Regions from separate parts of the Homo sapiens genome. Here region 1 is linked to region 2. Evidence: read pairs that join two places in POLR2A ChIA-PET (ENCODE). Cell type or tissue: A673. All regions are shown on one strand. Each heading gives the region's core, and the rest is flanking DNA. Links, peaks and the distances in the headings are about the cores only.

What was found. Peaks named below come from ENCODE experiments on the same cell type or tissue, not always from the same donor. Only the 100,000 strongest peaks of a DNase experiment are listed, where the experiment ranks them.
Region 1: POLR2A ChIA-PET joins it to region 2 with 5 read pairs; 2 of 35 experiments call an interaction of 5 or more read pairs at or near these places.

Annotation. Positions count from the first base shown.
Region 1 is chr19:47,328,635-47,337,415 of GRCh38, forward strand. It overlaps C5AR2 (complement C5a receptor 2), which reads left to right and starts at 3,541. Exons shown (of 2, transcript NM_001271749.2): 1 at 3,541-3,715. RefSeq lists silencers at 6,158-6,452, 6,264-6,464. In A673, for the core only: no CTCF peak of the experiment used is centred there; no DNase peak of the experiment used is centred there.
Region 2 is chr19:46,980,526-46,990,636 of GRCh38, forward strand. ARHGAP35 (Rho GTPase activating protein 35) reads left to right here. Exons shown (of 7, transcript NM_004491.5): 4 at 7,464-7,541; 5 at 9,019-9,150. Among named protein-coding and RNA genes, the nearest start is that of NPAS1, 34 kb to the right of the region's middle. In A673, for the core only: no CTCF peak of the experiment used is centred there; a DNase peak (open chromatin) is centred at 4,166; H3K27ac peaks cover 1,526 bases.

The DNA.
Region 1 (8,781 bases), core at 4,782-8,781, 350 kb after region 2:
TTTTTTGGAAACGGAGTCCTGCTCTGTCGCCCAGGCTGGAGTGCAGTGGTGCCATCTTGGCTCATTGCAACCTCCACCTCCCAGGTTCAAACAATTCTCCTGCCTCAGCCTCCTGAGTAGCTGGGATTACAGGTACTCCCCAACCAAGCCTGACTAATTTTTTTTTTTTTTTGTATTTTCAGTAGAGACAGGGTTTCACAATGTTGGCCAGGTGGGTCTGGAACTCCTGACCTCAAATGATCCACTGGCCTTGGCTTCCCAAAGTGCTGGGATTACAGAAGTAAGCCACTGCGCCCAGCCTCAAATCTAAGACACTTAAAAATTTGTTTTTTTGGTTTTTTTTTTTTGAGACGCAGTTTCGCTCTTGTTGCCCAGGCTACAGTGCAATGGCGCGATCTCGGCTCACCGCAACCTCCGCCTCCCAGGTTCAAGCGATTCTCCTGCCTTAGCCTCCCGAGTAGCTGGGATTACAGGCGCCCACCACCTAGGCTAATTTTGTATTTTTAGTAGAGACGGGGTTTCTCCATGTTGGTCAGGCTGGTCTTGAACTCCCGACCTCAGGTGATCCACCCACCTTGGCATCCCAAAGTGCTGGGATTACAGGCATGAGCCACCGTGACTGGCAATTTTTTTAAAATTTTAAATTATTTTTTCGAGTCAGGGCCTTTCTCTGTTGCTCAGGCTGGAGTGCAGTGGTGCATTCACAGTTCACTGCAGCCTTGAGCTCTTGGGCTCAAGCGATCCTCCCTCCTCAGCCTCCACCTCCCACTTCAGCCTCCAGAGTAGCAGGACTACAGGCTCGCTCCAACACGCCTGGCTAATTAAAACAAATTCTAGGGGGGCAGATGCTGTGGCTAGCACACGTAATCACGGCACTTTGGAAGGCCAGTGTGGGAGGATTGCTCGAGCCTAGGAATTGGAGGCAAGACTAGGCAACAGAGACAGACCCCATCTCTACAAAAAGTTTTTTAAAAAATTAGCTGGGTGTGGTGGCTTGAGCCTGTAGTCCCAACTACTTTGGGGGCTGAGGTGGGAGGATTGCTTGAACCCAGGAGGTCAAGGCTGCGGTGAGCTGTGATCACACCACTGCACTCCAATCTGGGTGAAGAGTCAGACCCTGGATTAAAAAAATATATATTTTTCCCCCAGAGACAGCATCTCACTATGTTGGTCAGGCTGGTCTCAAAATCCTAGCCTCAAGCAGTCCTCACACCTCGGCCTCCTAAAGTGTGGAGATTAGAGGTGTAAGCCATCCTGCCTGGCTGCAATTCTAAGAAATGTATGTTGAAAAACTTAGTGGATGTATCAGGAGTTTATCAAGATGAAGCATCTGAGGAACAGACCATCGTTAACTTTTCAAGTTAAAGCAAGTTTGAGCTCCCGGGCGTGGTGGCTCATGCCTGTAATCCCAGCACTTTGGGAGGCCGAGGTGGGCAGATCATGAGGTCAGGAGATCGAGACCATCCTGGCTAACACGGCGAAACCCCGTCTCTACTAAAAATACAAAAAAAATTAGCCGGGCGTGGTGGCGGGTGCCTGTAGTCCCAGCTACTCGGGGGGGCTGAGGCAGGAGAATGGTGTGAACCCGGGAGGTGGAGCTTGCAGTGAGCCGAGATCGCGCCACTGCACTCCAGCCTGGGCAACAGAGACAGACTCCGTCTCAAAAAAAAAAAAAAAAAGAAAGAAAAAAAGAAAGTTTGAGCTGATAAAGGGAAGGTTCCACCTCGGTTTCTTTCCTCTTAATCTCTTCTTCAGGCCAGGGCAGATTCCCACAGGAGATTGGGGCTGGCAGGATGTCCCTCCTCTCCCAAGGAGGGGGCTTCCCGGGACAGAAGAGGAGGGGAGGGGACTTGGGGGATGTTTTCCTCTCTGAGGGTCCGGGGTGAGGGTCAGCCAACGCAGGGTCACCTAGTCAGGGAAACAGAGTGGAGGAAGCCCTGGGTCAAACAGTGAGTCCCAGCTCCTTGTCTCACGAACAACTTCCTCTAGCAAAGTGATTTCATTCTCTAAAACAATAACAAAAGAAGTGTGTAAATATATCCCTTGAATCCCTAAAGCACGCACAAAAAAAGCACAAACAGAAAGAACTGCTGAATAAAGAGGTTCCAAAGTTGGGGTTGGAGCCACTTCCTCTTGCTAAGCCTGCGTGGTATGTGTACTTTAAGAATTCACGTTACAGTCTTGTTGCTGTTGCGTGAGCCTAGCGTATACTATGTGCCAGGCACTGCTCCGGTTTTTTTGTTTTTGTTTTTTTGAGACAGAGTCTCACTCTGTCGCCCAGGCTGGAGTGCAATGGTGAGATCTCGGCTCACTGGAACCTCCGCCTCCTCGGTTCAAATGATTCTCCTGCCTCGGCCTCCCGAGTAGCTGGGATTACAGGCACGCACCACCACGCCCAGCTAATTTTTGTATTTTTAGTAGAGATGGTGTTCTGCCATGTTGGCCAGGCTGGTCTTGAACACTTGACTTCAAGTGATCCACCTGCCTCGGCCTCCCAAAGTGCTGGGATTACAGATGTGAGCTACCGCGCCCAGCCAGTTCTGTGCGTTTTAAATGTATCCAACGCTCATAGCAAACATCCACTGCACAGATGAGGAAGTTGAGGTTCAGAGGGGCTGAGGCCCTGAACTTTGATGAGGGTGTGTCGACCTGGAATATGAATCTCATCATTCTGGCCCTTGAGTTCTTGTTCTCAGCCACTGTGATATGCTGGAAGAGGTTAAGAATTGCTATCACGGCTGTGGCTCACTTCTGTAATCCCAGCCCTTTGGGAGGTCGAGGTGTGAGGATGGCTTGAGGCTGGGCAACACAGCAAGGCCGCACCTCTACAGAAAATTTTAAAAAATTAGCCAGGTATGTTGGTGCATGCCTGTAGTCCTAGCTACTCAGGAGGCTGAGGTGGGAGGATCACTTGAGCCTAGGAGTTTGAGGCTGCAGTGAGGCATAATGTTTTCACTGCACGCCAGTCTGAGCGACAGAGCAAGACTCCATCTCTAAAAAAAGTAAAGCATCGCTATGGCCAACAACATCTTCCCATTCTACAGATGGAAAATTGAGGCCCAAGAAAGGAGTTGTTTGTGCTTTTTCTACCACTGAGGCGTTGGGCCCTGCGCTCAGCTGCTGTGGTCTTTTTGTGGAGAATGTGACCCCAGGCTGTCTTCCTCAGAGCCGAGGAGGAGGGAGGGATGTTTGTCTGTCCTGAGGCTGCAGAAGGGAGGGGTTGAACACAGTTAGAGGCCTGGAGGTGGCTGGGGGCAGCTGGCATGTTGTGGGCAAACAGAATCCAGGCCAAGACCTCTAAGGCGTTAAAGAGCAAACCGCATGCAGGTCTGGCTTCCAGGAAGGTGGGACTTCGAGACTAGGGTTGGGGACTTGGGATCAGCCCTCCACCCAACCGAGCCCTCTCCTGCCCTGCCAGCCACCCCGTAATTTTGGGTTCTGTGAGTCACGGGAAGAAGACAGGACAAACACACCCTGAGAGCGAGACAAGGCCACTCCTATTTTGTACTGCTTATAAAGATTCACTGGGACTGGTGAGGTGGCAGTGCTCAGCAGCATCCGACAGGAGCCCTGGCAAACAGGACGGATTTCCAGGACTCTACCAGCTGCCAGACACGGCAGGGAGAGACCCCAGACCTCCTGGGTCCTGGCTGTGGGCCCGGATTGGGCTCCCAAGTGGCGTTTGACTCACGTGGGGACACTCTTGGAAGAGACGGTAAGGATGGAGGCTACAAGGGCGGGAAGGAGGGAGAGAGAGATTGCATGATCTTGGCTTCTCGGAATCATTACTTTCAGAATCTGGGAAGCAGAACTAGAGTTTGAGAAGTGCAGTCTTATTACAGCCACACTGGAACGCACGTCACAGTCCTGGGCTCTTGAATTAACTTGGGCAGCCCAGCAGCAAAGCTCTTGTCAAAGGATCTAAGCATTTTTTTTCTTTCTCTTTTTGGAGACAGGTTTTCATTCTTGTTGCCCAGGCTGGAGTGCAATGGTGCCATCTTGGCTCACCGCAACCTCCACCTCCCAGGTTCAAGGGATTCTCTTGTCTCAGCTGGGATTACAAGCGCATGCCACCATGCCTGGCTAATTTTGTATTTTTAGTAGAGATGGGGTTTCTCCATGTTGGTCAGGCTGGTCTCGAACTCCCGACCTCAGGTGATCTGTCCGCCTTGGCCTCCCAAAGTGCTGGGATTACAGGCGTGAGCCACTGTGCCCTGCCCAAATGGTTTTTCACACACAGATGTATGGGAAACAGCCTCTCTCAAACCTGCAGGAATTCCTGCAGCTTTCGGCAGATCCACCAAACTGTAGCATGTGTAGCAAGCAAGCCCTTTAACTCAGCGATTCCAATTCTTTTCTCTTTCTTTCCTTTTCTCTCTTTCTTTCTTTTGACAGGGTCTCACTCTGTCTCCCAGGCTGGAGTGCAGTGGTGCGATCTTGGCTCACTGCAACCTCCGCCTCCCAGGTTCAAGTGATTCTCCTGCCCCAGCCTGCTGAGTAGCTGGGATTACAGGTGCACGCCACCACACCTAGCTAATTTTTGTATTTTTAGTAGAGATGGGGTTTCACCATGTTGGCCAGGCTGGTCTCCAACTTTTGACCTCAGGTGATCCACCTACCTTGGCCTCCCAAAGTGCTGGGATTACAGGCGTGAATCACCGTGCCTGGCCCCCTCAATGTTCTATCACAAAATCTGTCCACATTCTTGTGTGGTGTTTGTTCATTCTCATCGTGTAGAATATTCCACAGGGTGAACACCCCATGATGTGTTTATCCATTCTGCTGTGGGTGGCTATTTGGACGGTTTCTCATCTTGGGCTGCTGTGAACATTCTGGCACATGTATTCTGGTGAGCATATGTGTTCTTTTGCGGAAAGGAGGCTGATTGCTGGGTCGTGAGGGAGGAATCCTAGAAGATGGATGTTCAGGAATAAAGAATGTTCAGACTCCTTTTTTTTTTTTTTTTTTTTGAGATGGAGTCTTGCTCAGGCTGGAGTGCAGTGGTGCGATCTCGGCTCACTGCAACCTCCGCCTCCTGGGTTCACGCCATTCTCCTGCCTCAGCCTCCTGAGTAGCTGGGACTACAGGCGCCCGCCACCGCGCCCAGCTAATTTTTTGTATTTTTTAGTAGAGATGGGGTTTCACCATGTTAGCCAGGATGGTCTCGATCTCCTGACCTCGTGATCCACCTGCCTGGGCCTCCCAAAGTGCCGGGGATTACAGGTGTGAGCCACTGCGCCCGGCCAGCCTTCTTTGATTCTGCTCCAGGGTTTTCCAGAGCAGAGAACCCAGCAAGACTGGATGCACAGACAGGCGTGCACCAAGAGGCACATGTGAGGGTGCTTGCAATCACAACAAAAGAAACCTAAGTGACCACTTAGTCTCTCTGTGCCTCAGTTTACTCTTTTATCCTTTCACTTACCAAATATCGACCATGCCTGTGCTGTGTGCCAGGTTCTGTCCCAGATGCCAGGGACACAGCGGCACCCGAGGCTGGAAGGAGCTGATGTTGTGGGATATGAGGATGATAATATTGACCTCAAGGGTTTGTGTTGAGGGTTATATCTTGTAGGTCATAGGTGCTCAATAAAAGCCATCTATTATTTTAATTATTATGAAATAATAAGAAGGGTACCTATGATTTAAAAGCTAGATATAAGTACAGACGCTCTTTGACTTACAATGGGGTCCCATCTCTATCAACCCATCGTAAGGCTGGGCACAGTGGCTCACGCCTGTAATGGCAGCACTTTTGGGAGGCTGAGGTGGGAGGATTTCTTGAGCCCAGGAGTTTGAGATCAGCCTGGGCAACAGAGTAAGGGCTGTCCATACAGAAAAAAAAAAAAAAATTAGCTGGGCATGATGGCGTGCACCCGTAGTCCCAGCTACTCCAGAGGCTGAGGCAGGAGGATCAGTTGAGCCTAGGAGGTAGAGGCTGTGGTGAGCCGAGGTTGAACCACTGAACTCAGCTTGGGTGACTGAACAAGACGAAAACACAAAACAAAAGCCCCCAACATTTTCAACATAAGTTGAAAATATTGTAAATCAAATTGGATTTAATACACCTAGCTTACTGAACATCATAGCCTACTTTTTTTTTTTGAGACAGGGTCTCACTCTGTTGTCCAGGCTGGAGTGCAGTGGCGCGATCTTGGCTCACTGCAGCCTTGACCTCACGGGCGTAGCCTACCTCAAATGTGTTCAGAACATTTACATTACCCAACAGCAAGACAAAATCATCTAAGCCAAATCCAATTTTTTTTTTTTTGAGATGGAGTCTCACTCTGTCACCCATGCTGGAGTGCAGTGGTGTGATCTCAGCTGACTGCAACCTCCACCTCCCAGCTTCAAGGGATTCTCCTGCCTCGGCCTTCTGAGTAGCTGAGATTACAGGCACTCGCCCCCACGCCCAGCTAATTTTTTTTTTTTTTTAAATCTTTAGCAGAGATGAGATTTTATCATGTTGGCCAGGCTGGTCTCAAACTCCTGACCTCAAGTGATCCGTCTGCCTAGGACTCCCAAAGCGTTGGGATTACAGGTGTGAGCTTCTGCACCTGGCCCTGTTTCTCATTATTCTCCTTACCATTGTTATTGAATGGCCTTTAGTTAATAAGCACCACTTGGGCAGACAGTGGACTGTTTTTGATGCTTTGAGGACGAATGGGGTTGATATCTGTACAGATAGACAGGAAAACAGATATCGGGCACGTTAAGTGGAAAAGATGAAGAAATGGAACAACGTATGTTGAAAGCTCCCATTTCTGGTTAAGACGTTACAAAGGAAATGCCATCTACGATACCATTGCTTTGGGCTTACAGCTGGGCAAATTATATGCACAGAAAGTTTCCTGGATTGGGCTGGGCATGTTGACTCACGCCTGTAATCCCAGCACTTTGGGAGGCCGAGGTGGGCGGATCATGAGGTCAGGAGATTGAGACCATCCTGGCTAACACGGTGAAACCCTGTCTCTACTAAAAATACAAAAAATTAGCCGGAAGTGGTAGCGGGCGCCTGTAGTCCCAGCTACTCGGGAGACTGAGGCAGGAGAATCATGCGAACCCGGGAGGTGGAGCTTGCAGTGAGCCGAGATCGCACCACTGCACTCCAGCCTGGGCGACAGAGTGATACTCCGTCTCAAAAAAAAAAAAAAAAAAAAAAAAAAAAAAAGAAAGTTTTCGTTTTCTGGATTGTAATCAACAAGGGCCAGGAAGGGTGGAGTCTTTGCGGGGTGAGAGGATGCGTGTGGACAGTGATAACAGCAGCTAGCCTACGTATGACACCCACTGAAAACCAGCGCTATACACTCAGCTCTACCCTTCTAACTTGTTGAATTCTTACAACACCCCCTAAGGCAGGAATATTATTATTCCCATTTTACTGAGGCACAGATAGTTTAGGTGACTTGCCCAAGGCCACACAGCTGGTAGGAATTTGAGGGTTTTTGTTGTTGTTGTTTGTTTGTTTGTTTTTTATGATGCAGTCTCGCTGTTGTCGCCCAGGCTGGAGTGCAGTGGCATGATCTTGGCTCACTGCAACCTCTGCCTCCCGGGTTCCAGCGATTCTCTTGCCTCAGTCTCCCGAGTAGCTGGAATTACAGGAGCCCACAACCATGCCTGGCTGATTTTTGTATTTTTAGTAGAGACCAGGTTTCACCATGTTGCTCAGGCTGGTCTTGAACTCCTGGCCTCAAGTGATCCGCCCACCTCGGCCTCCCAAAGTGCTGGGATTACAGGTGTGAGCCACTGTGCCCGGCTAGGGGGGGTTCAGTTTTTAAATGCTGTACTCTTTCTTTCTTTCTTTCCTTCCTTCCTTCCTTCCTTCCTTCCTTCCTTCCTTCCTTCCTTCCTTCCTTCCTTTCTTTCTTTCTTTCTTTCTTTTTCTTTCTTTCTTGGGACAGGGTCTCACTCTGTTGCTCAGGCTGGAGTGCAGTGGCGCGATCATGGCTAACTGCAGCCTCAAACTCCTGGGCTCATGTGATCTTCCACCCCAGTCTTAGAAAAGGTTGGGATTGCAGGCACGAACCACTATGCCTGGCTAATTTTTAAATTTTTTGTAGAGACAGAGGGTCTCACTGTGTTGCCTAGGCTGGTCTTGAACTCTTGGCCTCAAGCGATCCTTCCTCCTCAACTCAGCCTCCCAATGTACTGGGATTACAGGTGTGAGCCACTGCACCTGGCTAAATTCTGCACACCTTTTACTCTAGGGATAAAAATAATACGAAAGTGGAATGCCAGACTCCGAATACACACACCAAGTGGCCTGGACTCTTCACTGCTACCTGGCATGGGGGAGGGGAGTGCCCCAACTTCCTCTCTGTCCTTCCTGTTGCCTCAACACCAGCTGGAGTGCTGAGCAGTGCCAGCCAACCCATAATAGTCAGCAGAGAGCCTCAGGGCCAGGTCACTCTGACATTGTGGGGGTGGGGGGGTGGGGACTCCTGCCTGGGTCCTGTGCTACCCACAGCTTTGTCTACCGGAGCCTGTGTGCCACGTGCTGGACAAATCTTAACTCCTCAAGGACTCCCAAAACCAGAGGTAGGTTCACCTCAATGACTCTTGTTTCCCCGATGAGGAAATAGGCACAGCCAGCTGCAACTGACACCCACAGTCATGGAGGCCGGGGCTGCTCAGGACCACTTGCTGTGCTGCCTGCCAGCTCTCCAGAGCCCAAGATTTGGAGATGGTAATATTCTAGGGCATGGGGTTCTGCAGCGGGGACTAACACACTTTGAAATTTACCTACTTAGGGCTGGGCGCGGTGGCTCATGCCTGCAATCCCAG
Region 2 (10,111 bases), core at 2,351-6,350:
AGGATCAGAACCAAGGTCATTTTGGTGTCAAAGCCATGCATGTTTTAAAATGTTTTTCTACAAACTGTCTTGTTTTGGCCACGCTCTCAGAATAGGTCATGCCTACAGGCAGGTGCCATTGTTGAGGCTTGTTAAGAGTGTAGAGAAAAAAGAATACTGGCAGGCATTGTGCAGTGGACTGTGCATAGACGATCTCATTTATTCCATTGTACGGTCAGATTAGCTGAGGTCAGGGGCAGGATTCGAACCCATGTCTCCCTGACAGCAGAACTCAGGTGCTCATCCACTTGCCAACCAGCTTTCCACTTAGATCATTAGGATAATAGCTACTCTCTCAGCACTAAGTGCTAAGATCTCATTAAATACATACCACCAGGGGATGAGGTGAGAACTGTTATCTCTGTTACACATAGAAGGAAATGGAGACATGATTGCTTTGATTTTGACCTAAATGCTCTCCTGCCCCCTCACCCTTTGATCTTCCATTGAGGTGAGATTGGGGGAGTGCCGCAGTGTGGTCCTCAGAAGACACACCATAGATACACTGTTAGCATTGGATGAAAAAGAAGGGCTTCATACCTTTCCACAGAGGTCGGTCCTCTTCAAGACCATTTGAATTTAATGCTCAAAGAGTTTCCTTCTCTCCCTGAGTGCTCAGCACCCCTCCGGCCTTGCAGTTTAGCCTGCCTTAGACTTAGTCTTGCATGTGTAAAAGAAAAAGGGAATGGTTTATTAGATGCTTCCAGACTCCAGAAAAGTCGACAAAAGTTGTTAGTTAAGTCCTGCCTGGCATGGGGTGTTTTAGAGTACTAGCAGTGCCAATTAAATTTTTTTAAAGGACTAAGTGCTGAGTTTCTATATCTAAATATAGAAAGTAAAAAATAAGCAAGTCTGAGTTCGTCTTGGAGGAAGTATTGATGTGTTGCTAGAAAGGAAACTTTGGAGGAACTGAGTCCTGGTGTGAAGGAGCAGAGGCGAAGCCTGACGCTGGCCGACAGCACTGCTGCTAAGAAGGGCCTGCCTGGGGTCCAGGATCAAAACCTGTTTGGATATTTCAGAAAATCAGGATACCAGGAAAGGAGGTGATTTTCCCCATTGATTTCCAAGCTCCTGAGGGGCATCTCTCCATTTTTTTAGTGTCCGTCCTGCCACAGACACCTCCCAGGAGCAGGGCCAGCCACCACAGCTCTGACAGGGCAGTCGAAGGGCTGAAATACCAGTTCCTAGTCCATGGGGAAGTCCCCACCAGCTCTCACCGGAGGGCCGTCTAGTCTTCCTATGTCACCAAAGTATTTTTTGGTGTTTTGTTTTGTTTTGTTTTGTTTTGTTTTGTTTTGTTTTGTTTTGAGATAGGGTCTCACTCTGTCTCCCAAGCTGAAGTGCAGTGTTATGGACATGGCTCACTGCAGCCTCAACCTCCCAGGCTCAAATGATCCACCCACCTCAGCCTCCCAAGTAGCTGAGACTACAAGCATGACACCATGCCTGGCTAATTTTTTATTTCTTGTAGAGATGGAGTCTTGCTGTTTTGCCCAGGTTGGTCTCGAACTGGGCTCAAGCAATCCTCCCGCCTTGGCCTCCCAAAGTGCTGGGATTATAGGCGGGAACCATCACGCCTGCCCTGCCAAAGTATTTTTGTGGAAGACCAAGACTGAAAACTGTGTAAAGGAGCCGGGTGCGGTGGCTCATGCCTGTAATCCCAGCACTTTGGGAGGCCAAGGCGGGCGGATCACTTGAGTTCAAAAGTTTGAGACCAGTCTAGCCAACATGGCAAAACCCCATCTCTACTAAAAATACAAAACTTGGCCAGGTGCAGTGGCAGGCGCCTGTAATCCCAGCTACTCGGGAGGCTGAGCCATGAGAATCGCTTGAACCCAGGAGGCGGAGGTTGCAGTGAGCCGAGATTGAGCCACTGCACTCCAGCCTGGGCAACAGAGTGAGACTTTGTCTCAAAAAAAAAAAAAAAGATTAAGCAATGCCTAAGGGCTTGTTTTCGTATAAAAAGCAGCAGTTTTCATGCTGTTTGGAAGTGCTTTGTTCCTAAAGTATGTGGTATCTATTTTGCCTGGTATATTACCCCTGATTTTATTGAATCATAGAATTCAAGAGTTCTGACTAAGACTTCTCTGGAGCCTTAGAGCTCTGGCACATCTTCTAGAATGGCAGTTCTCCAAGTGTGGTTCGCTGGCCAGCAGCAGCAGCATCATCTGGGAATGCATTAGAAATGCAGATTTTGAGGCCAGGCGCAATGGCCCACACCCAGAATCCCAGCATTTTGGGAGGCAATGGCAAGAGGATCGCTGGAGCCCAGGAGTTTGACACCAACCTGGGCAACAAAGTGAGACCCCCATCTCTACGAAAAAAAAATTTAAAAATTAGCCAGGTGTGGTGGTGCACACCTATAGTCCCTCGCAGCTACTCAGGAGGCTGAGGTGAGAGGATCGCTTGAGCCTGGGAGGTTGAGGCTACAGTGAGCCAAGATGGTGCTACTGCACTCCAGCCTGAGTGACAAAGCAAGACCTTGTGTACAAAAAAAAAAAAAAAAAAAAAAAAAAAAAATTCTTGGGCTCCCCTCCAAACTGACTGAATCCAAAACTCTGTGGCTGGAGCCCCCGCACCTGCACCGTAACAGGCCCTCCAGGTGACTCTGCTGCATGCTCACTCTTGAGAAATAGTGATTTTGAGCATCATAGAAGAAGAACTCAGGTAGGATTCAAATCCCATCTGTGCGACTCACTCATTCTCTACATGTTCCTTTACCTCCTGGTCTCAGCGTTCCTGTCTGTAGAATGGGATAATAATCACCAGTCTGGAGGGGTTATTGTGAGAACTGCTATGAAAAGGCACGAAAGCACTTAGCACCGTGTGCCTCATACAGAGTAAGCATTTGATAAATGGCTTATCATTATTGTTATTAGCTAGCTTCCTAGACCAGGTATTCATCTTTTTAAACAGTACCCCAGTCAGATGGTTGTCTGGTGAGAGGAGATTCAAAAATTCTGGTCTATTTCAATGAATAACAGCTATGGCTGTTAATAGTTATATATTGAGAGAATATTTGCCATTCTGTAATGTCCATTCTTTTTTTTTTTTTTTTTTTTTTTTTGAGACAGAGTCTCGCTTTGTCACCCAGGCTGGAGTGCAGTGGCACGATCTCAGCTCACCGCAAGCTCCGCCTCCCAGGTTCACGCCATTCTCCTGCCTCAGCCTCCCGAGTAGCTGGGACTACAGGCACCCGCCACCATGCCTGGCTAATTTTTTTTGTATTTTTAGTAGAGACGGGGTTTCACAATGTTAACCAGGATGGACTCGATCTCCTGACCTCGTGATTCGCCCGCCTCGGCCTCCCAAAGTGCGGGGATTACAGACATGAGCCACTGCACCCAGCCTTGTAATTCCCATTCTTGATTGTAGCTCTGTCCCCTAGAACCATTGGAACAAGACTTTTCTACATGGCCTTGTTCAGATATTTGAACATAGTGATCTTGGCTGTTCTGAGCTTTTTCTTGTTCTATTTCCAAAGATTAACTTAAACATAGAAGATAATTGCAGCCAGTAGGGAGGGCTTTTAAAAAAGAAGGAGAGAAACAGAAAAGGCCTGCAGCCAAGGCTATGCTTTGGTGACATGGGTCTTTGGAGATTTCTGGTAGGTAAGGATGCCTGTGAGTTTAAGGTTGAGGCTTTCTCAGATGGACTTGGGAGCCTGCAGTAGACATGGTGGGTGGAGGTCACTGTTGGTAAGAATTCTGCCTTCTGCCACTGGCGGGTGTGGGCCAGAGTCACCCCTAGGGTGTTTCCATGTAGGAACAGTGGGGTGTTCTAGACACAAATGCCTTAATATCCAGCATCTTTGCCAGGGGGTCTGCTCCAGGACCCCAGCCCTTTTCCTGCTGTGGTCTCAGGCCTTTGGCAAGCTGCCCGTGCTCTTTCCAGCGTCCTGTTTCTCACCTGGGTTGCCAGCTCCCTGCAGCCTTGGTGGTGTTTGCAGCCTGCTCTCAGTTTTTTTAATCTTTTTTTAATTGATGTCTAATTAGTAGTTACGATAAATTGCACTAGCCAAGCAAATGCTACCTTTCCTAAATTACGCCGTGGTATTGTGTACGACAGCAGCAGGGTTGCTATTTTAAAATGGGATTGCGTAAAATAAACATGTGCCCAGATGACAGGAAGTACTAAGTTGATGATTAATTGATGCTCTGGTACGGCCTCGTGCTTTCCAGTGCTTCCATTTGTGTGACGATCCATCTAGTGAAGTTTCAGCAGGTCCACACCACTGATAATTGCCAGATCGCTAATTTGCAGTTCGTCTCCTGCCCTCTCATGCCGGGGCCGGTGGCCATTATGAGGCAATGCAGAGCAGTCCTCAGTCCCGCTGAAGGTCAGGGTCACCAGAAGGTGATGTGCGGCCCTCGGCTGGCCAGGTCTTCTGCAGCTCGGAGACTGCCTCTCTACACTGAGACTCAGGAACGGTGACATTGCTGCATTATTCCGGACTCTTGAGACTGGTGCTATTTGTCCTGTCATTTTCTTTGTATTATGTAGGGCTGATATTCAGGGAAAGGGAAAATAACTTAGATTTAGTTTTATTTGTTTTTTTCAAATTAGGAGATGAAGACTTGAGCCTGCTGACACATACCCAAGGCTTGCTCATATGTGAAATAGGTAGAAGTTTAAATATGTCTTGAGAGCAGTTGAGAAAAGAGTCAGTGGAAAAATTACTAACTAGTGCTGGTGAGCAGGGTCTCGACAGCACAGGGGGTACGGGTGTGCCATCTCAAAAGCTGCCCTGGTGCTTAGGCCAGAGGGCTTCACCCAAGTGTGGTGCTGCTTCTGAGAAACGGGGGTGCTGTGGTCTGTACCCCAGCCTGGTGGATTAATAGGAAGCAGCAGAAGCTTGAGCCAGGTGTCTTCTGGAACACTAAGGAGGCAGGACAGTGGCAGAGTCCCCGGACTCAGACCACTCTGCCTCTTAGCAGCTATGATCTGGGGCAAGGACTTCACCTTTCTGAATCTTAGTTTCCTCATGTGTGTATTCTCTACCTACCCAATAGCTCTTCCCATGAGGTGTGGGAGATTAAATGGCATCATCGTTTATTTAATAAACAAGCAAATGGTGGATGGGGACAAAGCACCTAGCTCAGTGCACAGCGTGTGACCACTCTGATATGGAAAGTGCCAGCACTCTCCCAGGCGAGTACAGCAGTGGCAGCTCCTTTGTAACTAGGCGTTGCTTGGTAGGATGTCCCTGGGGTTGGTCCATTAACCTCCTTTTCTCTCGGGGAAAGGGCCTTGGTGCAATTAACAGCTTTTAAGCCAGAGAATTGATGCCTCTTGCTCCAGTGTTCTTGAAGCCTCAAGAAGTCTGGGACCCCCAGAAAACAGGCAGGCCAGTTGCTTTTATCTTGCCTGATGGCTGTCTCTCCAGAGGTAGCAGTGACAATAACAACCAACACGTGGCTCTCGGAAGCCTGACTGACTCCAGGGCCCGGTGCTCTCTACTGTCGGCACTGTTTCTGTTGTCCAGGGGCAGCACCCACAGTGCTTCCTCTGTGCACCTTCAGCAAGACAGAGTCGCTCAAAGCCAGTCTTCAGAAGGGACCCAGGGTTGCTTTAGCCATGAGACCCCATGTCAGTTTTCACAGTGACTTCACTGTCCTTTCGACAAAGTCCTTGAGATCTTGATGGCTCACAGTGGACTTCGTTCCCAGGACAGGGTGAGTGGACTCAGTAGACAGCTTGGAATCCACTCTAAGCTGAACAGTGCTCCTCTGCCCACGGTAGGATGGGGAGGGAGTGGGAGCCCATCCTTCCCTTGATATTTTATTCTAACTTACGTATTTAATTGACTTTTACTACTTTTTTTCTTGTATCACACTATACACCAAATAAGTTCCAGAATGATCACAGAATGAAATGATTTTTTTAACTGATAAAAAGAACTAGAAGGAAAAAAAACAATAGCTGATACAGGAATAGGAAAAACCTATTCTAAGCATAAAAACCAAGGAAGACATCATAAAGGAAATGGCTGGTCTTGAAAGCCTAAAATTTTTGAATTATATACTTCAACAAATTCAGTAAACAAAATTAGAAGACAGATAACAAAAAGGAAAAATGTAAACATATATAACGTTGATATAATTACTTAATATTCATAGACTTTCTCAAGTTCAAAATAAGAACACTAGGAAAATTAACAAGAACATGAATACGATATTCACAAAGTAAGAAATACCTATTTCCAGTAATCTGTTAAGCTTTTACTAGTTGTCAAAAAAACATACTTGTGAGTTAATTTTATTTATTTATTTATTTATTTTCAGACAGAGTTTTGCTCTTGTTGCCCAGGCTGGAGTGCAGTGGCACGATCTTGGCTCACCACAACCTCCACCTCCTGGGTTCAAGCAATTCTTCTGCCTCAGCCTCCCGAGTAGCTGGGATTATAGGCATGTGCCACCACACCCACCTAATTTTGTACTTTTAGTAGAGATGGGGTTTCTCCATGTTGGTCAGGCTGGTCTCGAACTCCTGACCTCAGGCTATCCACCCACCTCGACCTCCCAAAGTGCTGGGATTACAAGCATGAGCCAAGTGCTGGGATTACAGGCGTGAGCCACCACACCCTGCGCAAGTTAATTTTCTAACAGTAAAAACTTGGAAAACCCTGTATCACTTTTTTTTTTCTTTTTTTTCTTTTTTTTTTTTTTTTTTGAGAGAGTCTCACCTGTCACCCAGGCTGGAGTGCAGTGACGCAATCTCAGCTCACTGCAACCTCCGCTTCCTGGGTTCAAGCAATTCTCCTGCCTCAGCCTCCCAAGTAGCTTAGATTACAGGCGCGCACCACCACACCCAGCTGATTTTGTATTTTTAGTAGAGATGGGGTTTCACTATGTTGGCCAGGCTGGTCTCGAACTCCTGACCTCAAGTGATCCTCCTGCCTCAGCCTTCCAAAGTGCTGGGATTACAGGCGTGAGCCACCGCTCCCAGCCAACCCTGTATGATTAACAGCATGACTATTCTTACAGTGATCATATACTTTGGTGTCTTTAAAATCATGTAAAAGAATAAGAACTTGAAGTGATTAAAATAAATTCACAACATACTTTGTAAGTGAAAGTAATTGGGTTAAAATATATACTACCTCTGTTTTTTAAATGAAAATGAAAAACTCAAGAGTATACATCAAAATATGAACAGAAGTTATCTTTAGCTGCTGTGCTTCTATAGTCTTTCCATTTTTACCAAAAAACAAATACTTTAAAATTTTTAAGTGAAAAAGAAAATGGAGGTCAGATGGGTTGAAGCATCTAGAAAAATCAAACGAGAGTGTGCTGAGGCCTGCTCCTCTCTTGTGGTGGGCACCTCATGGACTTTCCCTGGCTTTCTCCTTGTCTTCGAGCCCAGCCCTCCTCATTCTCTGCTCTCCAGTTCCTGCTCCTAAGACCCTGCCTGTTTCTCCTCAGGACTGAGCACGGAAGGCATCTACCGGGTCAGCGGGAACAAGTCTGAGATGGAGAGTCTGCAGAGACAGTTTGATCAAGGTAAAGTGCAGCCTGGCCAGGCATCCGAGGCCAGAGCTGGTCAAGGCAGACACAGCTGCCTCGGTGAACTGTCTGTGGGGCTTCGGAGCACTCCTGCCAGCACAGACCCAAAGCCACGAGGTGCTGAGACTGAGAAAGAGACCATGTGTGGCTGCAGCGGGGAGGAGGGGACCGGGTCCTGTCAGTGAACCGAAGCACCATCCCTGCCCAAGCTGGGTCATGTAGGCCACTCCCCACACTGCCACTCACAGATGCTCTTCCAGGTTGCCCGGGCACATGCCTCCCTCACCACACTGAAGAGCTTTGCCTGTTTTCCCATGCAGAGCTAGTTGCAGGCACATGATATACAAGTCGGGTTGAGATGTGATCCTGTTTTGCCAGGGCCTCAGATCTACCCTCCTCACAAAGTCCCAGCACCAGAGAAAGTGAGGGACCATCGTGTGAGGAGCTGAGCCCTTGGGACAGAGACCCAAGTTACATAGCTCTTGGCAGGGACTCCCTTCTCCTAAGCTGAGCCAGCTTCAAGAGGCCTAAAGTCAGGCAGCCAAACTACCTCTTGGAATTGCCCACACTGTGGGATGAGAAGCCACGTCCCCCAGTGCCAGAAGCAAAAGCACCAGAGCAGGGCACATTCCCATCTATCAGCAGCCAGGGCAGGAGGCACCACCCAGAGTGGACACCACACCCACTTCCCAGGTGGGCGGCCCTTGCGCCTTGCAGCACCGCAGTCGGGCTCAGCTGGCCGGCAGCAGGCAGAGGGGACCGCAGGACAGGGAAACGCCTGCTAATCTGTGGGAGACACGAGGCCAAAGTGAGGGTAGAGCCCCCAGTGTGGGATGCATTTGTATATATGGGAGATCCTGTACCAGCTTACCTCCCCCATAGTGGAACCTGGTACTGTCCATCTGTAGAGATTTCTTCGTCATCAGGAACGCACTGAAGTATGTATGCAATGAGAAGGAAAGCATGACATGGGTCAGCGGTGCCTGTGGCTGGGAAGGGCCAGAGAGAGAAAAAATGAGCCTATTTGCCCTCCCACCATAGGGGACAAGGATGGAGGCAGCAGTCACAGTGGTTGCTAACATCTTTGTGACCTACCTGGAAAGCGAGCCACCCTTTAGGAAAGCCGCCTCCTTCTTCTGTGATGGGAAGGGAGTAAGGAAGAGGCAACAGCATATCAAAGCCAGATGAAGGCAAGCTCCTGGCACCAAAAACCAGCATGTGGGGGTAGCACCCCTGCCCCGAGAGTGGTAGAAGGGGCAGTTCAGCAGTCTCGGAAAGAGGTGCTGGGGCCAGCCCATGCCTGAACCTCAGAACTCGCGTTAGCGCTCACAAGTCCCACCCCTCCAATCCTTGCCAGTCCTGAGGCCGTCTCTGGCTCCTTGAGGTTTCTCTAGCCTCTCCTGAGCCCCGAGTTGTCCTGATGCTTCTGCCTGGCTTAGAATGGTTTGGCCTCACTCTCCTGACTTCCTTTCAGACCACAACCTGGACCTGGCAGAGAAAGACTTTACGGTGAATACCGTGGCTGGTGCCATGAAGAGCTTTTTCTCAGAACTGCCTGACCCCCTGGTCCCGTATAACATGCAGATCGACTTGGTGGAAGCACACAGTGAGTACCGGCAGCCCAGTGTTGGGCGGATTGAGGGAGAAAGGGCTTGGCACTGGAAGAATAGGTCCTGCCCTCAGAATGGATGCTGGCTGTTAGAGCTGAGGTTTGAAGGACAGAGGGCAAGGGAATTAACCAGATGACAGCAATGGGACTTGCAAATCGGGCTCCTGCCCTTGTAGACCTTAGGTGCTTATCTGAGGGTTACACCAAGAGAGTTGCAGGTTTCCCCCAAACTCTCATTAGTTAAGAGCATGGTTTCGGTGTCAGACTTGGCTCCTTCGCTTGTGGCCGACTTAACCTTCCCTGCCCCTTGTGTCCTGCCGTTGTTACCATCCCTACTCCTGCGGATGAAATTCTATTCGGAAAGGCCTAGAAGTGAGGCTGTGAATAGCCTATTTAATAGTAGGTCTTATTTTTCTTTCCCCTCTTCTTACCTGTCTTCTCCTACCTCTCATGTAATGAAGTTAACATGGGTCTAGGGTCCTACAGCCTCTTAGGAAGCCGGCCTCTGGAGGGAAAGAGATGACTCCAGTGGCCCTGGCCAAGTAATCATTTGATGCTGTAGCAAATTAGCACCTCTGGTTTTAATGGTATCCTGTGTGCCATGCCACCTTGCCTCATCAGTTGTTCCTGCCCCAGCCTGCCTCTCTGTAGAGGTGTTTGTCCAGATGGGCGAGCCTTCTCACTGGCCAGCCTTTCCCTGGACTTTGTGTAGTACCACAGAGGATGCCTGACCTCTCAGAGCGTCCCACCATGTGGCCCTCACTACCTTTTAAGTCATCAGCAGCCTTCCTGCTTTGTGCCTCTGGCAGGCCAAGACCCAGCAGCAGCCCTTGCTGTGCAGCTGCAGAAGGGAGTGTCTCTGCTAGCTGCCCAGAGATCACAGCCACCTGTGATCCAGCAACCAGAGGGTGGGGAAGAGGAAAGGAGACGTGTTCCTCAGGGGCAAGACATTAGTCTC